Linked DNA regions of Homo sapiens: region 2 is linked to region 1. A link is an interaction called in ENCODE POLR2A ChIA-PET data of the cell type or tissue named here. Cell type or tissue: GM12878. All regions are shown on one strand. Each heading gives the region's core, and the rest is flanking DNA. Links, peaks and the distances in the headings are about the cores only. Region 1 overlaps PBX3 (PBX homeobox 3). Region 2 overlaps MAPKAP1 (MAPK associated protein 1).

What was found. ChIA-PET counts read pairs that join two places held together with the same protein. Peaks named below come from ENCODE experiments on the same cell type or tissue, not always from the same donor. Only the 100,000 strongest peaks of a DNase experiment are listed, where the experiment ranks them.
Region 2: POLR2A ChIA-PET joins it to region 1 with 5 read pairs; 4 of 35 experiments call an interaction of 5 or more read pairs at or near these places.

What each region holds. Positions count from the first base shown.
Region 1 is chr9:125,756,601-125,761,991 of GRCh38, reverse strand. The region is part of intron 2 of PBX3 (PBX homeobox 3); the gene reads right to left. Among named protein-coding and RNA genes, the nearest start is that of PBX3, 12 kb to the right of the region's middle. RefSeq lists enhancers at 1-1,396, 1,618-3,279. In GM12878, for the core only: no CTCF peak of the experiment used is centred there; no DNase peak of the experiment used is centred there; H3K4me3 peaks cover 1,974 bases; H3K27ac peaks cover 1,221 bases.
Region 2 is chr9:125,643,945-125,649,335 of GRCh38, reverse strand. The region is part of intron 4 of MAPKAP1 (MAPK associated protein 1); the gene reads left to right. Among named protein-coding and RNA genes, the nearest start is that of MAPKAP1, 61 kb to the left of the region's middle. RefSeq lists enhancers at 1-71, 3,254-3,847. In GM12878, for the core only: no CTCF peak of the experiment used is centred there; no DNase peak of the experiment used is centred there; H3K4me3 peaks cover 1,836 bases; H3K27ac peaks cover 3,215 bases.

The sequences.
Region 1 (5,391 bases), core at 298-5,297:
TTTGCCTTAATATGAGGAAGAAAATGAACTTCAAGTATCCATTTCCCCTAGAGAAAATCTCTTCCTTGAAACTCTGCAACTAATGAAATGGGGATCTATAAATAGCAGCATCATTACCATGAGAGCCTCTACTCGGTACCAGTCTCTGCAGCTGACCCTCTTTATACTAATAACTACCAGACTTCAGTCTCATTCCTCTATAGGGTGATCAATACTGGGACAGTTAAAAATGTGATGGAAATTTAACCTACAGAAATGGTATTTACTTAGCAAGTTTCCTAAAAACACATAGTGCTGCCTGTTCTTAGTATCTTTCTATTCACACTTTATTAGAAAGGTAGGGGTTTTGTGTTATTGTTTTGACTTTTTAAAATTATTATTATTATTAACTGAGATGAGTGGGGCCCTGTAGCTTTTTCTCTAATGTTACGGAGACATGCATCATGACAAGACAAAAGCCATAATACACCTGAAATGCTCCCTGCTGAAGCTCTCTCGATGAACCTCATTAAAATGGTTACTCTATTCCAAATATTATCCACTGAAGCATTACTGTAGTAAACTCTTGCTTGAATTGTGGAATAGTGATGGATAAAAATCAGTGAGCATTTAATCAGTAAATGTAATGATATGGAACAATGTTTTACTCTTACTCAAAATACAATATTTTCAAATGCAATAGATCACTCTAAAAAGTTAACCAATATTAAATATCACCATTGGCTGTAAATTAGACCATAATAAAGAATGTAGCTAAAGGATCTAGCAAAAAAAAAAAGAAAAAAGAAACTATTTATTAGATGTCTATAGAATACACTGTTGCTATGTATAATTTATTGGCACTGAGATATTTATGTTGCACTTCATTAATGGTAAATATCCAGTTACATTTGCATCTCCTAAATATAAAAAGCTCAATTGTTCACTAATTTCATATCTCTTAAAATAAATATGATAAAACGTTCCAGTGGGTGGATGAGTTTAAAGCCTTTTATTCTCAGTGACAAAATTATTGATGACAACATATCATAAATGGCACTTCCTCCATATACACATGTCATAAGAAAATGTAAAATATTGGTACAGCTGCACATGTAGAACATTTACTTTTTAAATGAAAATATGACATTTCAACATTACACACAACGTGGCTTAATCAAGAAAATATATGTGAATTCAAAGGTGACATCAAATTTCACACATGCTTAACTTCATATTCAGTGTACTTGTAGGTACTTATATGCACAGAAAAATGTAATTAGCCTAATTTAAACACAAAAGGTATGGTTCATTTTGGCACAATCAGATGCACAATGTGCCATCATGCTGTGTTCACTAATGTTTATGTTTACCAAATTATTGTTACTATCCAAGTAAAACTATGAAATAGACCACAGAAATTTAAATACAATTTTGAAAAAATAATTTTTAAAACATACTGTAGATAGAATTCTAATAGTGGTATACAATATCATCACAATATGCCATGCTAATATTATTTTATAAATTCTACAAGCAAAATGAATTTGTCCACTGTATGAAACCCTTACATCAGATTCTTTTCTTCTCCTATGTCTCAAAAAAAAAACCTAAGACTAAAATACACAAACAGTATTTTCCTGCAATGAACCTATGAAGCACAAAAAGATGCACTGTTTAAAAGAGTTAAATCATTAAAAAGCAAATAATCACATATGAAGTCTTGAGAACTGAAATTTACAATTTAATTAAAATAGGGAATTTATGACTTTTTTTCTATTTTAAGAGAAAAATGTTGAGATGAACTTTAAAATAGAAAGTAAACTTTCAGCGTCCTGAAATTCGAGCACAAAATAATTTGTGTTGCCATCTCGTTTTAATGATCCCAACGCAGAACAAACCGCGTGAAATAAACTGCTCAGATAGGTTGGAATGGAAGAGTTGCAGAGTTAAATAAAGCAGATTTGTAAATGGCAGGATCCTCGCAGCAACTACCGAGTTCTTGCTCTGAGGCAACTGATGGAGCAGAGCTGCTCAGCGGCACTTGACAACAGCAGTGCTCCCACAATTGTAACCCTCAAATCCAATCAATCGTTGCTCTTTGCATTTCAAGCAGCTCCTGGCTGCCACTGCCTGAAGATAACTATTTTACCACCTCTGTCATGCCTAATTAACAAGTCAGATGTACAATTTAGAAATTTTGCAATTAACCTGCTAAAATATTGCTGGAGGATGCTAATTGTTATGCCAGTTGCCATAAAAGCTCATTTGCATAACTTATGTGTGAAAAACAATTATGAGCCGCGTTCACAGACGCGGTCCACAAACTGCTCCTAGCTACGGATGAGAGGGCCACAAAAACACTTAATTCATTGCCCACAAAATTATGTTCCCCCTTTTCTTAAACAGCATCTGTTTTGTGAAGCTATATTCATAGAAAATCCCCAAATCAACAATTAGAAGCATATGTAAATGTGCGATTACAGTTCTTTTTCTTTCATTGACAACTTCTCCTTTTTTGCTTGCATGAGGAGTAGGGGATGATATGATAAATGCCTCACTGTTCCAATTCCCTTGCACAACAAATAGGAAGTACATTTGGCAGTGCCAGTGAAACTGCCAGCCCACCAGCCAGGAGGAAGCCATTCTCCTCTGCTCTATCTAGTCACTGCAGCACTATCACTAGGGGCCACTTTAACAACAGAAAAGCTAAAGTCAATTGTTTCTTCAGTGAATAGGCTTCTGTTCTCCAGCATATATTTACTGAGGCATTTAGGGCAGATTTTTGCCATTAAACTGAAGTCTGTAAAACATGGTTGTCTACAAATATTTACACTAGTGCTGACCACAGCTCTGCTGCCACTCAGTGTCACTCTGGACCTGACCACATTTTTTTAAGCTCAGGTTTTGCCATCTTTGAATCAACCATTTCCACTACTTTCTCTGCCTAAGTTGAGTAGTTCTGCTGCCACCTCTGAAGCAAAGACAGCCTGGGGTGTCACTCACTATGGGATCAGGGACAAATTACTTAACCTCTCAGTGTCACCTTCCTCATATGCAAATTGAGAATTAAAATACCTACCTTGGAGCATTGCTACAAGTTTAAGAAATAATATGTCATCAGCATTATATTATTTTTCCCAATAAGTATATATTACTTTAGATTTAAAGCATGAATTTTTTTTAAAGAAATGCATGTAAAGCACCCAGCACGCAGACATTGCTGCACACAGACATTGCTCAATAAATGGCAGTAATTTTTATTATCATTATTAAATGAATGGAATCTTCTGGAGGGGAGAGGCTTATTTTTTCAGCATGCTGCATTAAAGTTCAGCAAATTATAATCGCTTAAGGAAGAAGAGGTTTAGAAATTCTACAGCTTGGCCATCAATTCTAACATTTAAAACTGAAAGGGAAAACTTTATGGGAACATCTTATCTTTTTTTCACATTACAATGGTTGACAGCTACTTTTTTATATTGGAAAATGTTTATATTTCTGAAATTATTCACTCACTGAACATCAGTCATCTAAACGAAAACTTTGAACTCCTAATTTTCAAGTTAAAGCACTCATACTGATTAAAGTTCAGTCTTTAGAAAACACTATTAGATGGCATGTCAATATTCTGCAAAATATTAGAAATTTAAAAGTAACATAATAATCACAGTAATTAAAAAGCAGCCACAATGATAATCAGTCAAAAAAAAAAGGAAACTGGTTTGATGTTAGAACTATAACATTATACTGATTACACTGAAAGTAAGAAATATTTCCTTTATTGAATACAAAATGCCATAAATTTAGGCAAATCAAAATTAGTTCATGCAATACATTGACAGAACAGAATTTATGTTTATAGAGTCCATCATTTCATTTTCAGGCATTCAGTATCTCTACTTGATCACAGTCAAAAGGTCAAGAACCAAGAAGTCAGTAAGTTCCTAAGGACATCCTCAGTATCACATCACTGCTGTAACAAGTGGTGAACACGAGGAAATTCAGACAAGTCAAACACCCACACCTCATACACAGTTAAAAGAATTTTCCTTCATTTTTTTCTCTACTGATTCTAACAAAGAAATATGATGAGAAAAACTGGAGGTTTCTCACTTATTTGAATAACAAGTGAAAATCTAAAAATATCTTCACTGTATGTTATTACCAACTGTATCACTGGGTTTTATAGTGACAGCCCTGTGCTATAATTTCTGAGAAAACCTCTGCATAAAGCTCCATAAACCCAACCATTCCTGTAATGTATCACCTTATCTAGCACACAATCATTTCAAATACAACTTTTCATGTTAGTGTAATTTGTTCAAAAATGGTAATAAATACATCCATGAAGCCACAGAAATCACTGCACAATCTATTATAACTTGTTCTTACCAGTACTGACAGTTAATCCTAGACCCAAGATCCAGTGTAAAAGAAAAATAAAATATGCCAATATTACTAGGTTTAATTAAAGATATTAATTACACACATATCTTTTAATGGACCAACAGTCCCAATCAACATTATAAATAATCTGGACCAACTACAGAGTAATGTCTGTGAACAATTATCACAAAACTAAAACATGGATGGCTGTCAGTTGGTGGCAGAGTTCTTGCTTTCATAATAAATATAAAATCAATTTCCTGCTCTAGTTCCTATTCCAAGTTGAAAATGATATATCTGACTATGAATTCCAACAACCTTCACCTGTAGTTTTTTTTTTAAAAAAAAACAATGGTGGGAGGAGAAAAGAAAGAAAAATGAAACTTGTAAGACCACCTAAGTCAATTCTTCCTCATTTAAGGACACTTGGATAGTAAAGGTAAGATGCACATTTAAGCTTGCCATTTCAAATATATATATTTTTTAATGCAATGATTTCCTCCCCATCAAATGCCATTCAAGAATTTCATAAGTCCTTCCCAATAATTCCTCTATAAATTATTTGCAGGGCTTAGTACATCTGAAAGCCTGTAGAAACCTTTGTTTAAATAATAACATGCAATTTCAAAAGCTTTTTGTTCCCTTTTCAATCAAAAATAACTTCATATGTTTTAAATGAAATTTTGCAAGTAATCAGAGACTAATGAGGATTCACTGATTTAACTAGTTCAGGGAATCAGAGAAGGGAGTGAGAATTTAAAGTAACCAAGTGTTTCATTTAGAAAAGCAGCTAATGTGGTAGGTACACTAAAAGTCGTCTTCACAGCGAAATGTAATCAGGACTTTTGTCTCAGGAGAAACTCATCCTCCTTTCTGTGCACATTCGTAACTCACATTACCATTAACAGGCATCACACATGCACACCGAAGAGATGCCTGCCTTGGTAGTATGCATGCATGGCAGCTGTGGTGACTAAATAATCCACATGGCTCTGAAGAGAAGATATGGTTTACTGGGTCCAG
Region 2 (5,391 bases), core at 136-5,135, 110 kb after region 1:
GGTAAACAACATGGACGTATTTTTGTTACAATGAGATTACTGTTGTTGTACTACCTTCTCACTACCTGACTAATTACCAGGTTAGAAGAGGGAATCTGGTTGGAATGAATATCGAGCACTGAGGTCTAGCCCAGGAGACAATCCTTGTAGGTATGGAGGGGACTAGGGATGGTGTCATTTTACATTCAGCCTTCTCATCCTGGGGTACTTTGCTCTGCATGGTTTGCAGTAGAGAGATTGTCTTCTCCCTCGAAGAATGAGGCCATGATTTTACTATCTTGAAGACCTCTATCCAGAGAAATCAAATGACAGCCTAGGCTCCACCTAGCTGGGCATAGAATCCAAGTGTTCTAATTCTCAGAGATTCTTATTTTCTTATTTTCTTTTCTTTTTTTTTTTGAGTCAGAGTCTCTGTCGCCTAGGCTGGAGTGCAGTGGTGTGATCTTGGCTCACTGCAACCTCCGCCTCCCGGGTTTAAGCGATTCTCCTACCTCAGCCTCCCAAGTAGCTGGGATTACAGGTGCGTGCCACCACGCCCAGCTAATTTTTGTATTCTTTCTAGAGGCGGGGTTTCACCATGTTGGTCAGGCTGGTCTCCAACTCCTGACCAGGTAATCCGCCTGCCTCGGCCTCCCAAAGTGCTGGGATTACAGGTATGAACCACTGTGCCCAGCTGAGATTTTTATTTTCATTAATGGGGTTCATACAAAATGGAAACTTGATTTCCAGGACTACTAGGCCATGTGTTAGAAGGAACACTGACAGGGAATCAGAAGACTTGAGTGTTAGTCCTGGCCATGCAGTTCCTTCTCTCTGATGTAGGACAAGTAATCTCTCATCTATGAGCCTTGATTTCTGCGTGTTTAGAATCAGGAATGTGGCTTAGATGACCTCTTGGATTCTTTTTGGCTTTAAGATTCCAGAGTTTTGTGATTAGGGAGGTGATTGACATCAGTGAGATGTAGGGGGGTACAGATGGGAAAACTACAACTTTTGAAGAGTTAATCTTTTGTGTATACATTGGAACTTTCCTCTTAATTATCCTAACAGAACAGTGATCTAGGGAGTATTAGCTCCAGGTGAGGGAACAGGCTGAGAGAGAGAAAGTGAGGTGCTCAAGGATTCCCCACTAGTGTGTGGCAGAGCTGGTATTCAGCTCCTTTTTCTCCTATTCCAGTACCACAGCTCTTTTTCCTAGACTCTTGCAGTCGTTGTTATGGCGAAAACAAAAACAGTTAACATTTGAAATTTTTTAAAATTTAAAAACAAAAGTTTTTCCTTTAGCAGTGGACTTGAAACCTGACGGACTGCTTCAGATCTTTTTATCAGTTATATGGATTGGGCAAGTTACTGCATCTTGTTAGCCTTAACTTCCTTACATGTAAAAAAAAAAAAAAAAAAGATATTGGGACTGGGGAAGGGGAATGCTTTCACACGTAGTAACTGGTGTGTGCCTCACAAATGTTTGTTTATTTCCATTGATTTTTCTGGTGTGCAGAGTGGATTCGTTCACACATCTCTATCCATCGAATACATCATTTACTAGGCACCCACACTGTACTGGCTCATTTCAAACATTTATTGCATACCAGCTCTGCACCGTGCACTGATAAATAAAATGGGGCTGACTGCCCTTGGGGAACTTAAAAGACAAGAGCGGCCATATGGCCATCAAGTGGAGAAACTATACTTTACATGAATGATCGTGCCCAGTGCTGAGGACTGTGACAGTGGTCCATGACATTAGGTGCACCTGACCGAGCAGAGGAACAGAACCACGAACAACAAACCAGAGAGCAAATGTGATGGGCACTATAGATGAATAGTAGATGAATACTGTCTACGGCTCGGATCTGAGCCAGTTTCTTATCCTTGGTGTGGTTGTCCGAATTTCAGTTGTATTCCTACAGGCCAGGGAATTCAGCTTTGGTCACTCTTATAATGAAGCCCAGAATGGTACTCTCCACATAGAAATGTGGAAGTTTTTAAAAATGGCAGTGATAAATTTCAAATGTCATTATTCTTTGAGGCTTGCAACTACATGGCAGTATCATAAGAGCTGTGTTTTATTAGTATTTCCACTTTACTTTCTGTTAAACTGAAGTTTAACACCTAGACAAAGATACATGTAAGAAATTTTACAAAATACATGTAAGTTTAGGAAATTTGCAAAATATGCTGCTATGCAACCAAAGATTAAATTGATTTGTTATATGTGCATTTAGCTACAATTCATTTTAATTGTCCGTATGAAGTTAAAAAGTATTAGTGTCAGATAAAGATTCATCACCAGAGCGTGATTTAAGGCTGGTGCTGGAGAACGCAGGCATGTGTTCCGGCAGATGTTTGTATAAGGCGCTGTCTTTCCTGACAGCAGTTAAAAAGTATGGTTATAGTAATCAAATTGTGGTGCAGCGACTCTGAGGCTAGGGCCAGATTGAATTAAAATAGATATAAGATTTATGAATAGCAATAGCTGTGATAAAATTTCACTGCCTTCTTCAACAGGAAGGACTTTTTCCACTGTGGAAAGAAGAAAATCTAATAACCACTTTTCTAAAACTGTGGTTTTGCTGACTTTCATTTTCTCTTCCTAATTATGGTATCAAAACAATAACTTGCTGGGTTCTTTTTTCAACCATGATGACCTTTTTTTCCTCTTTCTATTTTATTAGGTTTCTAGCTTTAAAACAAGTCTTTTTAAATGATGTTATTGTTTTAGTTTAGAAACAAAATTCATAAAATCTAGCCTATGAGATTTAAGCCCCCTTTTAAGGAAGGTTTTATCATTATTACCATAGCTCCATTTTATTGAGTCTTATTTTGTACCAAGTCCTCTAATGGACTTGATATGTAGCAATTTGTTCAGTCCTCATAACATTCCTTACTGTTGTACAGAGAAGGAAACTGAAACTTCACGGAAGGGATAAATGATGGCTAGGCTTTGAAGCTAAATTTGTGAGACTCATGGCCTCCTGATGGCATTGTATTAGTTTTTTGTTTTGTTTTGTTTTGTTTTGTTTTGAAGAGACAGGGTGTTGCTCTGTTGTCCAGGCTGGTCTCCTGGGCTCAAGTGATCCTCCTACCTCTACCTCTGTATTAGTTTTAAATTTATTCTATCCCAGGCATTTATAATACTAAGATCTCTAGTCTTTTCACCACCCAAAGGCTTTGAGGTGGTTCTCAGATTGACACAGGAAAAGCATTTCTTTAATATTCATGAAGTATGTAATTTAAAATATGGGGAATACCTTTGTGTACAGTTGATGTAATATTTGAGGAGCCCATTTTTGGTTAGCATTTTAATACTTCTCAAGATATCATTACTGAATTAATGTTAAGGGCAGCTTTGTTTTATCACAATTATCTCAAAAAATTTTTAAAAATTTTATTTAGTGGCACCTATGGGGAATAATTTTACATGATCGGAACTCTGCCTTCCAGGTGTTTGCATTCCAGAGTCAGCACACTGACAGGGATAAACAAGTGGCCAAGTAGGCAGAGGGTAGTTGACATTGTCTCACATGAGTTGATTATAATGCATTTATTCTATATGGATGTCAAGGAAACTTGGTACTTTTTTTTTTTTTTTTTTTTTTGAGACAGAGTCTTGCTCCATCACGCAGGCCGGAGTGCAGTGGTGCGATCTTGGCTCACTGCAACCTCCACCTCCCAGTTTCAAGTGATTCTTCTGCCTCAGCCTCCCAAGTAGCTGGGACTACAGGCACCTGCCACCACGCCTGGCTAATTTTTGCATTTTTAGTAGAGACGGGGTTTCACCATGTTGGCCAGGCTGGTCTTGAACTCCTGAGCTCAGGTGATCTGCCCGCCTTGGCCTCCCAAAGTGCTGGGATCATAGGCGTGAGCCACCGTACCTGGCCAATTTGGTATCTTTTTAAGTAAAATTAGCTTGAGAAAGAAAAATCTATGTTTGTCATTGAACCTGAGTTGTCTTTAAAACTCCATTGTCATCTGCGTTCTCACTGAGCTTCGTTTCTCAGGTGTTGGGGGAAAGTGTGCATGTGTTTTACTTGAGGCTGGCCACAGTGGAAGGACTCCAGTCACATCCTTTTGTGAGGAGGCTGGGGTTGGGGTTTGCCTCTGTAGCTCTTCTGCAAAGCTAGGGGGCTTGTATTTCTCTCTGCCTGGGCAGAGGCCTGCTCTTCAGGTCCCCCTTGGCTCTAGTGTCCCTTTCAGCTCATCTCCTTTCAGCCTTTCCCCTCCCCTTTTTCTTTTGGTGACGGTTACTTTTTATGCGCAGACACAAAGGACCCAGAATGAATTTGTTTGTCTTCAAAACTCTCCTTGTAGTGGTTTTGAGATTCCTTTCCACCTCCTACATGTTTGAGGGGCTGCCACATTATGACTGATGATTGCGCTATGTCTAACATGCTCTTGAATATATTAAAAAAACACATTTTTCATATTCAATTAGATATACAGAGAAAAATGTTAATATGTAATTTTGATCTTTAAATGCAGTTATGTAGAACTAGAAATGGATATTATCTCTTTAAATGAGACAGCAAGAATAGGTCTGTTGACCATGAATAATTTTTGTCAGTTTTGCTACCCCGGCAGATCCTTCATTAAGCGTTCAGCATTAAATTAAAATAGAACCAGTTTCCAATAGTAATTAACTTGAGTATATTGGGAGGCTATTATTCACATTAAAGTAACCTTTTAATAGCTCTGCCTTTAACTTCACTGCAGGTAATGACTTTAAAGAGCACTTATTAAAAGAGAAATGGTAATGAGCTTTAATAAAGCAGAACAACTTGAAAATTAAGAACCATTTTCTATGGAAAAGGATGTATAGGTGTGACTTCGATATTACATTAATGGTGCTAATAATTCTTTATCTGGTCTCTTAACATTAGCAGTGATTGCAAAGGGACAATTGTGTTGCAAAAATTAATTTTGCCATTTTGGGTTAAAATTGTGCTAATGTGAAATTTTCTGTTTCATGTTTTTTTTTCAAGGACTCTTACTACTACGATAGATGAGTTGCCTACAGTTTGTAATTTTGAACCCTTATTATGCACCCCATCTTTAATGAAAATAACTTAAATGGGCTAACGTAGGTTGTCTTGGACCATCCTGGTAGTTCATACATTAGACACCTGCCTTAGGAGGTTATGAGGTGATTAGTAAAATGTCTATTTTTCTCCTGAAACCTATCCTTCTAAGGACATCCCAGTGGAGATCCATTGCTTTCTGATCTCTCCATTCCCCTCTTAACCTCTTTTGGGGAAGGCTGAATGCTTCCTGAATATTCCACTTTTTAATTGGAGCTCTAATTGAGTTAAGGCTTGTTCTTAAATTTAAGACTTGATATTTCCTGGCTACCTATCCAGTTGATTGTCTTGCAAAAACATGCTTATTTCTGCT